Regions from separate parts of the Homo sapiens genome. Here regions 1, 2 and 4 are each linked to region 3. A link is an interaction called in ENCODE POLR2A ChIA-PET data of the cell type or tissue named here. Cell type or tissue: GM12878. All regions are shown on one strand.

What was found. Peaks named below come from ENCODE experiments on the same cell type or tissue, not always from the same donor. Only the 100,000 strongest peaks of a DNase experiment are listed, where the experiment ranks them.
Region 1: POLR2A ChIA-PET joins it to region 3 with 5 read pairs; 2 of 35 experiments call an interaction of 5 or more read pairs at or near these places.
Region 2: POLR2A ChIA-PET joins it to region 3 with 5 read pairs; 8 of 35 experiments call an interaction of 5 or more read pairs at or near these places.
Region 4: POLR2A ChIA-PET joins it to region 3 with 6 read pairs; 2 of 35 experiments call an interaction of 5 or more read pairs at or near these places.

Annotation. Positions count from the first base shown.
Region 1 is chr2:42,773,456-42,775,955 of GRCh38, forward strand. All of the region lies in intron 4 of HAAO (3-hydroxyanthranilate 3,4-dioxygenase), which reads right to left. Among named protein-coding and RNA genes, the nearest start is that of OXER1, 11 kb to the left of the region's middle. In GM12878, no CTCF peak of the experiment used is centred here; no DNase peak of the experiment used is centred here; H3K4me3 peaks cover 480 bases; H3K27ac peaks cover 937 bases.
Region 2 is chr2:42,571,600-42,574,099 of GRCh38, forward strand. All of the region lies in intron 2 of MTA3 (metastasis associated 1 family member 3), which reads left to right. Among named protein-coding and RNA genes, the nearest start is that of MTA3, 4.2 kb to the left of the region's middle. RefSeq lists an enhancer at 85-611. In GM12878, no CTCF peak of the experiment used is centred here; no DNase peak of the experiment used is centred here.
Region 3 is chr2:42,638,033-42,640,532 of GRCh38, forward strand. It overlaps MTA3 (metastasis associated 1 family member 3), which reads left to right. Exons shown (of 17, transcript NM_001330442.2): 5 at 2,141-2,204. Among named protein-coding and RNA genes, the nearest start is that of MTA3, 71 kb to the left of the region's middle. In GM12878, no CTCF peak of the experiment used is centred here; no DNase peak of the experiment used is centred here; H3K4me3 peaks cover 684 bases; H3K27ac peaks cover 918 bases.
Region 4 is chr2:42,367,683-42,370,182 of GRCh38, forward strand. It overlaps a transcript of COX7A2L not described here. Among named protein-coding and RNA genes, the nearest start is that of COX7A2L, 7.7 kb to the left of the region's middle. RefSeq lists an enhancer at 2,249-2,500. In GM12878, no CTCF peak of the experiment used is centred here; no DNase peak of the experiment used is centred here.

The sequences.
Region 1 (2,500 bases), 140 kb after region 3:
CTCTGGCCCGCTTTCCACATCTCACCCCTCCCAGAAGACCTTGTGAAAGGAAAATATCTTGGGCCCCGAAATCACTAAATTAAGGGAAATGTCAAGCTGAGAACTGCTTAGGGCAAACCTACCCCCTATTTTTTTTTTTTTTTTTTTTTGAGACGGAGTCTCACTCTGTCACCCAGGCTGGAGCGCACTGGCGCGATCTTGGCTCACTGCAAGCTCTGTCTCCTGGGTTCATGCCATTCTCCTGCCCCAGCCTCCCAAGTAGCTGGGAATACAGGCGCCCGCCACCACGCCCGACTAATTTTTTGTATTTTTAGTAGAAATGGGGTTTCACCATGTTAGCCAGGATGGTCTCTCTCGATCTCCTGACCTCGTGATCCACCCGCCTCGGCCTCCCGAAGTGCTGGGATTACAAGCGTGTGCCACTGCGCCCGGCTACCTGCCCCCCATTGTATTCAAAGTGCCCCTCTGCTCACTGAGATAAATGCATATCTGATTGCCTCCTCTGGAGAGACTAATCGGAAACTCAAAAGAATGCAACCATTTGTCTCTTTTCTACCTATGACCTAGAAGCCCCCTCCCTGCTTTGAGTCATCCTGCTTTTGCTTTGAGTTGTCCTGCCTTTCCAGACTGAACCAATGTTCATCTTACATATGTTAATTGATGTCTCTTGTCCCCCTAAAATGTATAAAACCAAGCTGTGCTCTGACTCTCTTGGGCACACGTCAACAGGACCTCCTGAGGCTGTGTCACGAGCGTGCATCCTCAACCTTGGCAAAATAAACTTGCTAAATTAACTGAGACCTGTCTCAAATTTTTGGAGTTGACATTTTGATAACCACAGAGGCATTCTGAGTGGAGGTGCCCCTGACCTTAGACAAATCTCCTAAGGGTGCTTGGTACCCGCGTGAGCTAACTTTATGGCTCAAACCAATAGGACAATTTGCTGAGGTGTGGGAGCACCCCCTCTAGAGAATCCCTGATCTCCCCAAATTTGGTTGAGATCTAAAGTTTATTTTGCTGTACAACTCCCTTTTTTTTGGAGTTTTACTTGTTTCCAACAAGGAAGGCAAGTTTTCCTGCTTCCATGACAATGGAAGGCAGGTAACTCCTTTATGGAATTTGAGCTTGCATCCAATAGGGAAAAGGAGGTTTTTTTCCTGCTTCTAGGATGGTAGAGAGTTGTCTTGAGCCTGAGACCCATCCCTAGGTAAGTAGCTGAACTGGGGGTTTGTTTTGGCTAAAGTTAACAATCAGGTGCTCTTAATTTCTCCTTCCCATTAGAGCGCTCAGTGATCATAGAAGCTGCGCGATTGTTTGTTTTGCTTCACTGTTTGTTGTTGTTGTTGCTGTTTGTTTCTGTTTTGTTGTTGTTTCATTCTTTTTCCCATTGGGTTTGATCAGCTCTACCTGACTTGATAAAATCCTAAAGAAGTTCCAAATTATGGGAAACAAGGCCTCTAGAGTGGCTAAATTTCCCGTCCCTCCCCACCAACACACACACACACGAAAAGGGCCGGGCACAGTGGCTCACACCTGTAATCCCAGCACTTTGGGAGGCCGAGGTGGGCAGATCATGAAGTCAGGAGTTCCAGACTAGCCTGACCAACGTGGTGAAACCCCGTCTCTACTAAAAATACAAAAATTAGCTGGGCGCAGTGGCGCGCACCTGTAATTCCAGCTATTCAGGAGGCTGAGGCAGGAGAATTGCTTGAACCCAGGAGGCAGAGGTTGCAGTGAGCCGAGATTGCACCACTACACTTCAGCCTGGGTGACAGAGTAAGACTGTCATGGAAAAAAAAAAAAAAAAAAAAAAAGGTTGTCTGGTGGGGGGAGAAAAAAGGCCAGTAAAAGGAGAAAAGAAAGATGAAAGATTTTGTATTTTGACTGCTAAGGGGCTTGATTTACATAAACAAGGCCACTTTTGCTAGCCAGGCAAAACTGAAAGAGCAATGGCTGTACTTCTGAAACAGCAGCATTTTTTTCCAGCTGAAATACGGTAATGAGATTTAAAAAGATTTTTTTAAAGGAGCTCAATGGTTAAAAGTCAGCTTAATTAAAAGCTAACATCCAAGGGGTGTGTGTGTGTGTGTGTATTTAACTTTCATGTTTTTGTTTTTGTTTTTCTCCTAGGACCTTGTCTTTTTTTTTTGAGCAAAAGTTTTTTTCTTCTCAGTTGACTGAATTCTGTTTTCTTCATTTACTTCTGCTGTCTCTCCTTTCTCCTGCACCCTCTGCTGCATGAGGGACCTAAAATAGTTTATAGTAGCCTGGGGTTTCTTAAAGAAAATGAAGAAGGCACTAGACTCCTTTTGGGGGAGAAATCTGTTTTTCCTTGTGGAACCCCAAGAATGTAAAAAGATAAATGGTCTCAGCTGTTAAACTGCTTACTTTTATATTGTGTTATCCTTTTTTTTTTTTTTTTTTTACTAAAATAGTTATTGTAACTGAGGTTACTCTTACTCTTGAGTTTTTAAGGAAGAGTGTGGTTTTATCGCTTCTG
Region 2 (2,500 bases), 66 kb before region 3:
TAATATTTTCCTCTTCCAGGTTTAGAAGGAGGAAGCTAGGGAACATAATATTGAAAGGAATTGGCTGGGCGGGTGCGGTGGCTCACGCCTGTAATCCCAGCACTTTGGGAGGTCGAGGCGGGCGGATCACCTGAGGTTGGGAGTTTGAGACCAGCCTGACCAACATGGAGAAACCCCATCTCTACTAAAAATACAAAATTAGCTGAGTGTGTTGGTGCATGCCTGTAATCCCAGCCACTTGGGAGGCTGAGGCAGGAGAATTGCTTGAACCTGGGAGGCATAGGTGGCAGTGAGCCAAGATCACGCCATTGCACTCCAGCCTGGGCAACAAGAGTGAAACTCCGTCTCAAAAAAAAAAAAAAATTGAAGGGAATTTGTAAAATTCTGGACTAGGCTGGCTGGGCACGGTGGCTCACGCCTGTAATCCTAGCACTTTGGGAGGCCAAGGCAGGCGGATCACGGGGTCAGGAGATCGAGACCATCCTGGCTAACATAGTGAAACCCCGTCTCTACTAAAAATACAAAAAAAATTAGCCGGGCATGGTGGTGTGCACCTGTAGTCTCAGCTACTTGGGAGGCTGGGGCAGGAGAATGGGGTGAACCTGGGGGGTGGAGCTTGCAGTGAGCCGAGATCGCGCCACTGCCCTCCAGCCTGGGTGACAGAGTGAGACTGTCTCAAAAAAAAAATTCTGGACTAGGCTAAATTGTCTGTGGTAGCTCACACCTGTAATCCTAACATTTTGGGAAGCTGAGGCCTCAGGATCCTTTGAGTCCAGGAGTTCCAGACTAGCCTGGGTAACATAGGGAAACCCTGCCTCTACCAAAAAAAAATAGCCGGGCATGATGGCACATGCCTGTAGTCCCAGTTACTTGGGAGGCTGAGGAAGATTGCTTGGGCCCAGGAGGTCAAGGCTGCCGTGAGCTGTGATTGCATCACTGCACTCCAGCCTGGGTAACACAGACTGTCTCGAAATTAAAAAAAAAAATTATGGTTTTGGTGTAATAAATATAAAGTAGCTTTGTACCTTTGGCCCAATTAAAATTTTCACATTAAGATTTGTCCGAGATGGTCGTTTATTAGGACAAAAGAAGCCTTATGATTGCAGGAGAAGAAACTTTTGTTTTGTTTTGTTTTTTGTTTTTTGAGATGAAGTTTTCACTCTTGTTGCCCAGACTGGAGTGCAATGGCGCAATCTTGGCTCACTGCAACCTCTTCCTCCCAGGTTCAAGCGATTCTACTGTCTCATCCTCCCAAGTAGCTGGGATTACAGGCATGCGCCACCATGCCTGGCTGTTTTTTGTGTGTTTATTAGAGACAGAGTTTCACCATGTTGGTTGGGCTGGCCTTGAACTCCTGACCTCAGGTGATCCACCCGCCCCAGCCTCCCAAAGTGCTGGGATTACAGGTGTGGGCCACTGCGCCTGGCCAGGATTTATAATGGAGGTACCAGAAAGCAGTCAAGCTGCATGGACCATGGATTTTCTAATGATGTTTTGTTTTCCTCCGATTTTCTAATGATGCTTTGTTTTCCTCCAGACTTCTCTGAGGGTTGTGTGGTTTATGAGACTTCATAGTGTTAAAATCTTTGAGTCTGTCTAGCTAATACCTTTCCCTCAAAATGCCATCTGGTAACTTGTTCAGTTTTGTCTTGAGAAGGCAAGCCTGACCTAGGACATTCTTAGTTTGAAGAGCCTTGAGACCTTGGTTTGTTTTGGGAATATCCCAGGGAATTTGCATTATTTTTATTTTATTCCAGAGACAGGGAGACAGGGTCTCACTCTGTCACCCAGGCTGGAGTTCATTGGTATGATGATAGCTCACTGTAACCTTGAACTCCTGGACTCAAAGCAGTCCTCCTGCCTCAGCTTTCCAAGTAGCTGAGACTACAGGCATGTACCACCATACCTGGCTAATTTTTTGTTGTTGTTGCTATGGATTCTTGCTCTGTTGCCCAGGCTGGAGTACAATGGCATGATCTCCGGTCACTGCAACCTCTGTCTCCTGGGTTCAAGCAATTCTTCTGCCTCAGCCTCCCGAATAGCTGGGATTACAGGCGCCCAACACCATGCCTGGCTAATTTTTGTATTTTTAGTAGAGACAGGGTTTCACCATGTTGGCCAGGCTGGTCTCAAACTCCTGACCTCAGGTGATCCACCCGCCTTGGCCTCCCAAAGTGCTGAGATTACAGGCGTGAGCCACTGCCCCAGCATTTTCTTTCTTTCTTTCTTTCTTTTTTGAGATGGAGTCTCGCTCCGTCGACCAGGCTAGAGTGCAGTGGCGCAATCTCAGCTCACTGCAAGCTCCGCCTCCTGGGTTCACACCATTCTCCTGCCTCAGCCTCCCGAGTAGCTGGGACTACAGGAGCCTGCCACTACGCCTGGCTATTTATTTATTTATTTATTTATTTATTATTTATTAGTAGAGATGGGGTTTCACCGTGTTAGCCAGGATGGTCTCGATCTCCTGACCTTGTGATCCGCCTGCCTCGGCCTCCCAAAG
Region 3 (2,500 bases):
AGTTGACTAGCCTTAAAAAAAAGTACCTATTAAAATAAAATTTAGCAGGTTTTACTCCTCCCCATTAAAACAAGCAAATCTGACTTTAGAGAACTTATTTTTTTAAAAAGGGGGATTTTTTTTTCTAGGTGATTGAGTATCAAATGTTAGAAATATTGCTTTGTCAGCTGTTAATGAGGGGAAAAAGTAAGTGAAAACTATTTTTAGAAACCTCATTTATTAAGCATATTGCATGTGTGAGCACATATTCACAGGTCATAGATATTCTGTGGCAGCTGTCGATGTGCTAACGGCAGCAGAGCAATTTCCCTAGTTGCAATTCTGTCCGTTATGAGAACATGTCAGATAATTGTTACCTTTTCTTTTTTTTTTTTGAGACAGGGTCTTGCTCTTTTGCCCAGGCTGGAGTTCAGTGGTGCAAATACAGCTCAGTGCACCCTAGACCTCCTGGGCTCAAGCAGTCCCCCAACCGCGAGTAGCTGGGACTATGCCCTGCTTATTTTATTTTTTTTAATTTTCAGTAGAGTTGAGATCTTGCTGTGTAGCCTGGTCTCAAACTCCTGGGCTCAAGCGATTCTTCTACCTCGGCCTCCCAAAGTGCTGAGATTACAGGTGTGAGCTGGGCACAATTGTTGTCTTTTCAGTGTTGTTATGTGTGCTAAAGTGATGTTAATTTTTTTTTTTTTTTGCTTCACTAATCTACTTGAATAAAATATGTTAGAAAAAAAGAAAACCTTTATAAACACTTCCAGTAACCACGTTAGAGATTTGACAGGATAGTGTGGAAATACCACATGCTCTCAAAGAAAGCTTTCTAACCTACAGTGATCACCAGAAAAAGACATTTTTATAAGGGGTTTTTTTTTTTTTTAATTTAAAGAGTATATAGTTGCAAAATGTTTAGCAAGCTGTTTTGACCAATGTGTTAGCACTTTTAGTATTTTATTTTGCTCTTGGTAATTTTTTTCTTTGAATTGTATTTCACTCTGGTGATCCAACAGCAAGCTTTTCTAGCTTGCTTTCTTTCTTTCTTTTTTTTTTTTTTTGAGGCGGAGTCTTGCTCTGTCGCCCGGGCTGGAGTGCAGTGGCACGATCTCGGCTCACTGCAACCTCTGCCTCTGGGGTTCAAGCGATTCTCCTGCCTCAGCCCCCTGAGTAGCTGGGATTACAGGCATGTGCTACCATACCCCACGAATTTCTAGCTTCTTATTTAATATATATGTGATATATTTGTTTTTGCATGTTGGCTTTTGGAGATGTCTTAATTTTTGTTTAGAAAATCAAATGATCTTACGACATTTTAAAGAAACATTGTGTGAGCCCTGACCAGTATTTGTAACTTGAATAATCTTCAAAATGCTCCTGTCAGATTTCTATTAGTTATACGGATTTTTTTAGGCTAGTTAGGGTCATTTTGAAAGTGCTCGTAATAAATGCCTCTACCTACATAACCTCAGTTTTTCTCAGAGTCTAGACAAGCCTTATAAAAACAGACGTTAGTTTCCAAGCTCAGATCAAATGTAAGTGCTGTCAGACCTCAAGGTCCGTGGATCTGTCGATGTTTATTTTGCCCCTTGCTCTATAGAAGGCTCCTTGTGTTTAAATTTTAACTAGTTTTTAGAGTAATTTCAATATAGATGAATTAGTTATATCCTGATATGAATGTGTATTATTTTTAGGTTCTTAAATGTAGTTAGTGGCTGCTCATAAAAATCTGAATATTATTTAGCCATTGGTTTGTGTGGTGGTGTCTTTGTCTGAACATCCCTTTTATAAAATTACCTCATAATATCTATTTATAGGTTCAGAAACTGACTCTTAGTCTGAAGTTCTCATTGTACTCTTTTTTTTTCTTGAATAAGTAGAAACTACCTATAAAGTATTGCATATTAGGATTTATTGCCTAACACAATTACTCCAACAGGCTAGCCTCTCAAGAAATGCCTATAAAGACAGCCTTATTTTATAAGTTACCTGACATTAGGATTGTAAAGTGGGTCTAAATGGTTTGAAAAAATATATATTCCTAACTGCCATGTAGTTTCTTAATACCAGTCTCACATTCTTAACTTTGTATTTCTCATCACTGAGAAGGTGAGGTGGCCTTTGTTACATTTATTCTTTTTTTCTTTTTCAACAGGGGAAAGTGCAGTGTTGCCCTTCTGAATGAGACAGAATCAGTATTGTCATATCTTGATAAGGAGGTAATTCACAATCATAGTTGTTTTGTTTTTTTCTCCCTTTATTTCACATGAAGCTCTTTCCTTGGAATTTATTTCTTTTTGTACAAAAGTATTATTCCACCATTATATTAATAGCAGTATTATAGTAAAAGTATAGTGACTAGAATGCATTCGGGTAAATTTGATTTTTCTGGTTATCTGAGATAAGAGCAAAAACTGTGTCTGTTTTTCAGTTGGTAATGAATGGCATTATAGAGAATGGTACATGGATTTAGTTGATAGTAGATGAATATTTTTGACTTTATGAAATTAATGCT
Region 4 (2,500 bases), 270 kb before region 3:
GCCCTCCACTGACCACCGATTGGCACTCTGAGCCAGGGGAGAAATTTGCTGAAAAGCAATTCCAAACAACCCAGGGGTTTCCAGCAAAAGACTTATGCTGAAGCTCAGCTTTCTGACAGCAGGGAGAGCCCAATGCAGACAGGATTGCTGGCGTTTCATTGTATGATCCTCACATCTCTTCCACCCCCAAACTGCAAGGCTACCGTGTCCTCTTCCCTGGCACCACTCCTATACCCTAACAGCCCACAGATGCATATTGGAGAATAACCACATCTATTTTAATTTAAACCATGGCAAAGGTAAAAATCAAATCAAGGTGTTTGTGTTTTCTCCCCCTGGGAAGAAGCAAGCACTCTGTAACACACATAGCCTTGTTTCGGCACAGATGTCAGGAATGCAGAGCCTGTAAATCTGCCCAGGCAGTTCTGTTCTTGAATCATTAAGAACAACCGAGTGGGTGGAACAAGAACATGAAATTGCTGTGTGCACTCATGTTTTGTTTATGGAGCAATCATTTCTAGATGTGTTTTCTTTTTTTTATGAAGAATCTTTTCTATGTTTGCCTTTTAACACCCCACCTTCCTTCCTGTCCCCAGCTCTCCCACACCCACTAAAAAGAAATATTGAGAGCATTACAAAAATCTCTGTGAATTTAAAGAATGGGTTACATTAAATGTCTCTCTAAAGCAATTCCATTTATTTAGTCAAAATAAATGATTTAGTAATATGAATAACACAGGTAACAGTTGAATATCAACAGTGTGTTTGTTTAAAAAGCTCATAACAACTGTTCCCTAATCATAAAAATCACTTTCCTTTTTCCACCATTGTGCAATGAGGACCTTGTTAACCCAGTGAATTGAAAGTTCTTGTGATGCTAATTATCAGCAGTATTTAATTAGTGGCTTATGTATCTGCCACAAGATTCTTCACTTCACTGAGCCTCAGTTTATCTATAAAATGGGAATGATATCTACTTTGTGAGGATTGAGTTTATTCATATGAATGCCTAGGACACAGTAAGCACTCATTAAACTGCAGCAGTTACTGTTATTACTAGTAGTTGCAGCAACTGAGCAGACTGGATGGAGTAGGATTTTGCCAAATCTTATCAATCCTCTTCTCCAGTAGACCCCAACCTTGGCACATAGCAAGCACCCAGTAAATGGTAGCTCTTAGACTTACCAAGTCAATAACAACTCCAGTTAGTGCCCCAGGCTTCTCACATCCCCAGCAGTTTCCGTCCATCTCCCGACCTCCCTGGCTGCTTTCCCCACCGCTCCCAGAAGGGAAGTGTGTGGTAGCTCTGCTGCTGTGTTTACCATTCTGGGCGGGTCTCACTTTATTGTGTTTTCTCCCACTGTTTTTGGCTTCCCTGCATTGTCCTGCCTGGCACACGCCCCAGCCATGTTCTCTGTGGCCTATCACCGTGATGTCCTCCTGTTTTGGGCATCTGCTTGCTGCTACAGGCAGAACATGGTGGCATCAGGTGGCTTTAAAAGAGGGAGAGATTGCATTAAATTTTTTCTCAGGAAAATGAGCTTGGTTTAAAAAAAAAAAAAAAAGTGTTCCATGGAACAGATCTAATAACTTAGCTCCCTAATAATTTTTCCTCTGCTTGCTTTAATTGCAAAGGATTCTTCCACAAACAGTGGAGTATTATTGCTTTTCAGTAGGCTAATGAGACTGCCTGTACACAGTGTTTTTCAGGCTTTACCCCCAACACGAAAAGGCACCAAGGAAACTTCCCCAGCAAGGACAGGGCTGGTCCTAGAGAAGACCTAGGAGACTCAGTGGGTGCCATGGGCCTTCAAATCATGCTTTCCCCAGGAGGGTCTTACAAGTCTCCACAAGAGGCACTTTGCCTTTTGTTCTGAAAGCCTGCCCAGCCAGCACTTAGTGTCCAGGACAAGGTCTTAACCACAGCAATCCAAACCAGGTTACCAGGCCTACTTTCTTCAGGCTCTGGGACTGCCAGGGGCTGTCCATCTCCAGCTAAGCACACTCTAGGAGCTGATCAAATTAGAGAGCTGGGGGAGGGGTGGTATAGACTCTTCTAAGAGAGCTGTAATGCTGTCAATCAACTAGCACTTAATTTCCGGTGGGTTGTAAAAGTGCCATGTATCCTGCAAGCTTCAGGGTGAGTAGCCCGGTAGGATTCTAAGTTAAATGATGCGAGAAGAATAACTCTTGGTGAGGATTTTGCACCTCAGAATTAAAAACAAAGCAAAAAAGACCAAACCTATATTGATTGCAAATATTGTGGGAAGGAATTTCTTTCCAATCTATTTCCATTAAATTCCCTTGATGACATCACATGTCACCTGAGTTGACAGCCACTGGAGGCCTGCAACTGTTCAGCACCCATCATGGGCACAAATGGAACTTTGCTACCATGCCCTTATGGGGCTGGGCCTCTGCAGGCTGCTCAGTTTTGACACTGTCGTGCCCGTAAGGGGATGGTCCCCAGGGAAAATGGATAGAGTCAGCTGAAAAGGTA